2 separate regions of the Homo sapiens genome follow, and region 2 is linked to region 1. Evidence: chromatin loops called from intact Hi-C (ENCODE). Cell type or tissue: heart right ventricle. All regions are shown on one strand. Each heading gives the region's core, and the rest is flanking DNA. Links, peaks and the distances in the headings are about the cores only. Region 1 overlaps MMAA (metabolism of cobalamin associated A). Region 2 overlaps ZNF827 (zinc finger protein 827).

Region 1 (2,897 bases), core at 1-2,500:
ATGCATTCATATCTCTTGATAACTCAGTCATTCGGGTTTTATCACCTAAGAGTGATCCTAAAACATACAGTTACATTTTATAATCATGGAACAGTTTTACGGGTCAATTATCAGCCAGTTCCTAGAGGGAAGTGCTTTATGCCATTTCTCCCTAAATCTCAAACTGCATTTCATATTACTGAGCTTCTCTCCAACTCATTGTATACAATGATGTCAGATTAATCTTAACATTTCAAGCCCCTCAAAATCTATAATTTATAGCTTCCCCCTGACCAAAGGTTCCAATCTAGATTCTTCAGCCGCACCTTACCTGTCCAACTCTGGCTTCTACTAGTCCCCACACCAATCCTCTGTTCCAACCAGGGTGGTTACTTTACTGTCATCTTAACATCACTGTGTTTGCTTCGTCCCATCTTTTTTGTTTGTGCTCTCATGCCAGAAGTATCTCTCCTGCTTCCTCACTGCTAAGTTACAATGTGTCAAGCCCAGGGTCTGTATTCTGGCTCCACCATTTCACACTATTCAATTTTGAGAGGTCACTTTACCTTCCTGAATCCTCTTTCCTCAGCTACATCACAAGGGTAATATGCTACTGGGAGAAGCAAATGTAATTATATACAGGAATGTGCTTCAAAAACCGTTAATAACAAAAACACAGAACTTATCCACCTTATAAAGATCAGTAAAAGTCCTTGCTCCTTCATATAGTCTGCCTGGAACCTTTTCAGCCCATGCCCATCTCTGTGATTTTCTAAGGTACAACAGCTCTGCAATGTATGCCAGCATCCTGGAGGGCATAAGAGAACTTTAGTGTCCCTCCCCTTTCTATTATCTCCATGAGCACCCTCCACTCCTCATTCTTTTATTTTTGCAAATGACATTTTCTCAACCTTACGTAAATGCTACACAAATATATCTTCAAGCTGCCCCTTCTGCCCAGTCTGTTGCTTCTAATCGCCTACTACTTAGAAAATTTGGAGCTCTCACTGAATGCAATGTAAGCTGAGTTAATGGATGGAAAACTATTCATACAACACATTTTTTGGTTTCATATTTTTAATTCTTATCTCTTTCACACAGTGGTTCTCAACTGGGGGCAATCTGGCAATGTCTAGAGACATATTTACTTGTCACAAGTGAGGGGTAGGGTGCTACTGGCATCTACTGGGTAGAGGCCAGATATGCTGCTAAATAAGCATCCTTCAATGCACAGGACAGCCACCCACAACAAAGAATGATTTGACATAAAATGTCACTACCGCCAAACTTGAGAAACCATGCTTTAAATAAGTCTTTGCCTACAGGACCACGTCTTACATAGGTTGTACACTAAATGCTTAACAAAGTGTTAAGAGTAGGCACTCAATAACTGTGGAATAAAACTGGTTATGTTTTTGTTTTCATTGTAGTATAATATTTTGACAAACATCAATACTTACAAATTCTAGAAGACTGAAAGTCCTGGGACTATTATGTTTTACTACTTTGCTTTAGTCATATACCAACATTTGTAGGTGTACTGCTGTTCTAATCTGAATATTCATTTTCCCTCTTTCCACATAATGTTTCCACATATCTTTCCACATAATGTTAAAGATTGAAAAGTTTCTTAAAGATATGCTCTTTTACCACTAAATGCCAGTTCAGAGTCTTCTCATAGGTTCTAATTCTAGACCACACATGTACCCCATACATCAACTTCCTTATTTACTTCACATACAACCTTTTTCTAAGGTAATTTTCTGCATGAAATAATCTCTGTGTAAGTAAACAATCTGCCAAAGCTATACTTTAAATTACTATCCTATAGATCCCATCACACTGAAGTAAACATTAGGAAATTACTTTCCTATGTCTTAGCCAGAAATTCCAAAACTGTTAATTGTAGACTCTCACGAAGGTCTCAAAGCTATCACAGGGGGTCTGTGAATTTAAAGCACAAAAAAGATTGACTATAGACCAAAAAACTAATGCTTCTCAAACTTTAATGTAATGCTGTTTTTCAAGTGTATGCACTGATACAATAAGGTAGAAATTTATATTCATAGTGTTTTGTCTATCCTTGTATTTTTTTCTTTCAAAGTCTATATAATTTTTTGCCTGAGAAAGGGACCACTATTTTTTGAGAAAGGTTAGGAAACACATAGCTATGTAACTTTAATCACAGGCTATTTTATGACATTATTTTTGTCTATTATTATCTCAAGCTATTATTTTTTTCTATTGTTAAGTATTCTAGAATATTGTGAAAATGGGGGAATGGCCTTCTCACCTATATATAAATGAGGGCCACTTACTAAAAAATCCTTCATTAAGTACTTACTTTTAACAAAGTTCTAAAGCTGTAAATGAGACAACATATTGACATGGATTTAATTTTGAACCTTGTGAGCAAAAATTTTATTTTACAGTTAACTTTTTTTATTATAGTGACTCAAAAATTTTGAATGTTCTGAGCTAGATTTCTCAATGGGATGATAATAGGAATGGGGTGATAATAGGAATTGTCCACGTCTATATTAACCTAAGTCCCTAAAATATGATTACATCATCATTCTGAATACTTAGTATTAAACCCACATTATAACACAGTATGCAAAAACCAAATACTTCCATAAAGCATCTTGTATTTACCCCTTCACAACACACATTGTATTGTAATGGCCTGTGTTTGTGTTTCCTGCATAAGATGTAAACCTCACTAAAGCCAGGACTGTATCTTGTTCACCATTATATAACACAGTTTAAGAACCTTCCATGTACAATGCCTCACCTATAGTAGGCACTCAAATACTTGCTAAGTGAGTAACTGTAATATGAAAAGCTTAAATCATAAAGAGGGGTAAGGGAAGAAAAAACCTTTCCTGTTTATATGGTATGCTTTCTGTTTTCTTTAA
Region 2 (2,876 bases), core at 1-2,500, 120 kb before region 1:
TCAAAGGCTAACGGCGAGCTTGGCGCTGAGGAGGCCGTGCACGGTGCACTTGGTTGTGTTGGGCTCTGCTGAACACCTCTCCAGACCCTCCGAGGACAGTCCACTCCTGAGCCCTGCCCTGCAGGAGCCAAGCAAGAGCTGAGGCAGCCACTTTTGCATCTGCATTCTTTGTGGAAAGAGAGCAAACACACTACAGTTCTCATATAAGCCACTGACTCCAGCCTGGCAGCTTCTAAAAGAGAGGCTCAGCAGAGTTTGTTAACATGGCCTCACCACTCCTCGTGGCCCCTCTGGACAGCCAGGAGGGTTGGTGGTAGCGTAGCCTCACTGCAAAGGATGGAGAAACCGAGCCACAGAGAGGCCCAGGCTAGGGTGTCCAGCTCCAGCCTGACAAGGTGATGGAGCTGGGACCAGCATCCGCCCTTCCAGAATCTACCTAAATTGCCTGTAGAGACCACTCAAATAATGAACCAGTATGTCCTGAGTGCTTACCGTGTGTTAAGTACTCTACCAAGCACTGCAGAGAATGCAGAGGAAATGTAAGATATGGTCCTGCCCTCTGAGAATTTCCAATCCAGTTGGATTATTATCCTATCTCCGGCATAATCATGTATTAATAATGTCTTCGAGCTCCAGATAGCAGTTGTCTCCCTCCCTCCTCCCTTCCTCATTAGCAGATGGGCCGTTGGGTGGGCTTCCTTCTCCTCCCATGCCCCTGCCATAGTCCTCAGCTTCCTTTCCTGACAAAGAGCTAGTCCTGTAGGGAGATATGTTTTACGAGTACATAGATATGTACACATGCACACACTCACACAGAGAGACACACACAGGCCTTCTCATCCTAACAAACCCTTAATAAGCACGATTCTGACCCCTGTGACTTTCTGTTTGCTGGAGGTAGCGCTCCCCCTATAAGCTGTTCTTTAAAACCTCTTAGCCTTTCTGCGTGTGCTTGGTGTGGTGCATGAAAAGTCGATTCTTTGTGTTGCTCCCATCTAGAGGGGAGGTCAGGAGGTTTAGACCTCTGCGCTGTCTGGTCGGGAGTGGGGAGGGCTCCGAGGGGCCGGGCGGGGGCTGGAGGGGAGCACCAGCAAATTGATTCCTGGCACTTTCTCTGCTCCCCTTGGTGAGGGCTGGCCTTGCCTGTATCGGCCAAGAGACCCAGAATAGGCTGAGCGGACCTTGCCAGAGCTGCTTGTCAGCGGGGACTGCTCTGTCAGCAGGGAGAGCCAAAAAGGGCCGTTCCACCCCTGAGAGGCGGCAGGGCTGGGCTGGGCTGGGCAGGCCAGGCCTCAGACACTGGGGGGTGGTGTGAGGGAAGGCTGGTGAGGCGGCGAGAAGCGCGGCTGCCTCCGAACCTTCCCGGCTGAACCTCCCTTGCGTTGCTTTCCCCGGCAGGTGCCCATTCTGCATTTATTCCACCAACCGCCCCGCTGCCATGGAGTGCCACCTCAAGACCCACTACAAGATGGAGTACAAGTGCCGGATCTGCCAGACGGTGAAGGCCAACCAGCTGGAGCTGGAGACGCACACCCGGGAGCACCGCCTGGGCAACCACTACAAGTGCGACCAGTGCGGCTACCTGTCCAAGACCGCCAACAAGCTCATCGAGCACGTGCGCGTCCACACCGGGGAGCGGCCCTTCCACTGTGACCAGTGCAGCTACAGCTGCAAGCGCAAGGACAATCTCAACCTGCACAAGAAGCTGAAGCACGCCCCACGCCAGACCTTCAGCTGCGAAGAGTGCCTGTTCAAGACCACACACCCTTTCGTCTTCAGCCGCCACGTCAAGAAGCACCAGAGTGGGGACTGCCCCGAGGAGGACAAGAAGGGCCTGTGTCCAGCCCCCAAGGAACCGGCCGGCCCGGGGGCCCCGCTCCTGGTGGTCGGGAGCTCCCGGAATCTCCTGTCTCCCCTGTCAGTTATGTCTGCCTCCCAGGCTCTGCAGACCGTGGCCCTGTCGGCAGCCCACGGCAGCAGCTCAGAGCCCAACCTGGCACTCAAGGCTTTGGCCTTCAACGGCTCCCCTTTGCGCTTTGACAAGTACCGGAACTCAGATTTTGCCCATCTCATTCCCTTGACAATGTTATACCCCAAGAACCACTTGGATCTCACATTCCACCCTCCCCGACCTCAGACTGCGCCTCCCAGCATCCCCTCACCCAAACACTCCTTCCTGGCCTATCTCGGACTGAGAGAAAGAGCAGAGACTGTCTGAGGGCAGCCATGTTCTGTACCAAAAACAGAGAGACAAAAGACAAAAAAAAAAAAAAAAACCACAAAACTTAAACACAACCCCAGCAGGTGTATGTTGCTGCAAAACCTACAGACCCCGATGGGTCTGGAACATGTGTACTGTATATCTTTAGTAAGGAATAGAAAATTGGCTCTGTGTGTATACCTATTGCATTGACCTGAAAGCTGCTTTATCCAATCTTCAGAGAGGTGACCTACTGCATACTTCTACCTTCAGAGGCATGCCTCCCCAGCCACCCACTCCCACTCTCAGCCCTTCTCCGTACTTTTCTCTGAAAGGAATCTTGTCTTGTTAAACCCTAAAGAGAGTGTCCTTAATAGCAATCAGCACTTGTAAGCTTATATACTGGTGCATTTGGTTTTCTGTTGGGTGAATGCGGTGTGTGGGCGTTTGTGGATTCTGAAAGAGAAAGCCGTGTGTCGTGTGCCATGACATTTCTATTGCACATTCTTTGTACTGGCTTCTTTAACAGCGATGAACGTTCTTTTCCCTCCTGGGTTGTTCATCCACGACAGTCTCTCCCTGTGCTCCTTCATCACCTTTCCCTCTCTCTTTGATGGCTACAGAGTGGTAGGGCCTGGTGCTTAGTCGATGAAGGAATGGTAGCCATCTACAGTGC

What was found. Hi-C counts contacts between places; a loop is a spot of excess contacts. Peaks named below come from ENCODE experiments on the same cell type or tissue, not always from the same donor. Only the 100,000 strongest peaks of a DNase experiment are listed, where the experiment ranks them.
Region 2: it touches region 1 in a loop (2.2-fold over the local background); 1 of 110 quality-filtered maps calls a loop at or near these places.

The regions. Positions count from the first base shown.
Region 1 is chr4:145,643,146-145,646,042 of GRCh38, reverse strand. MMAA (metabolism of cobalamin associated A) reads right to left here. Exons shown (of 7, transcript NM_172250.3): 4 at 1-57. Among named protein-coding and RNA genes, the nearest start is that of MMAA, 25 kb to the right of the region's middle. In heart right ventricle, for the core only: a CTCF peak has its summit at 1,176 (motif pointing left); no DNase peak of the experiment used is centred there.
Region 2 is chr4:145,760,121-145,762,996 of GRCh38, reverse strand. It overlaps ZNF827 (zinc finger protein 827), which reads left to right. Exons shown (of 15, transcript NM_001306215.2): 15 at 1,399-2,876. It also overlaps a transcript of C4orf51 not described here. Among named protein-coding and RNA genes, the nearest start is that of C4orf51, 81 kb to the right of the region's middle. RefSeq lists enhancers at 1-72, 73-574. In heart right ventricle, for the core only: no CTCF peak of the experiment used is centred there; a DNase peak (open chromatin) is centred at 1,236; H3K27ac peaks cover 1,104 bases.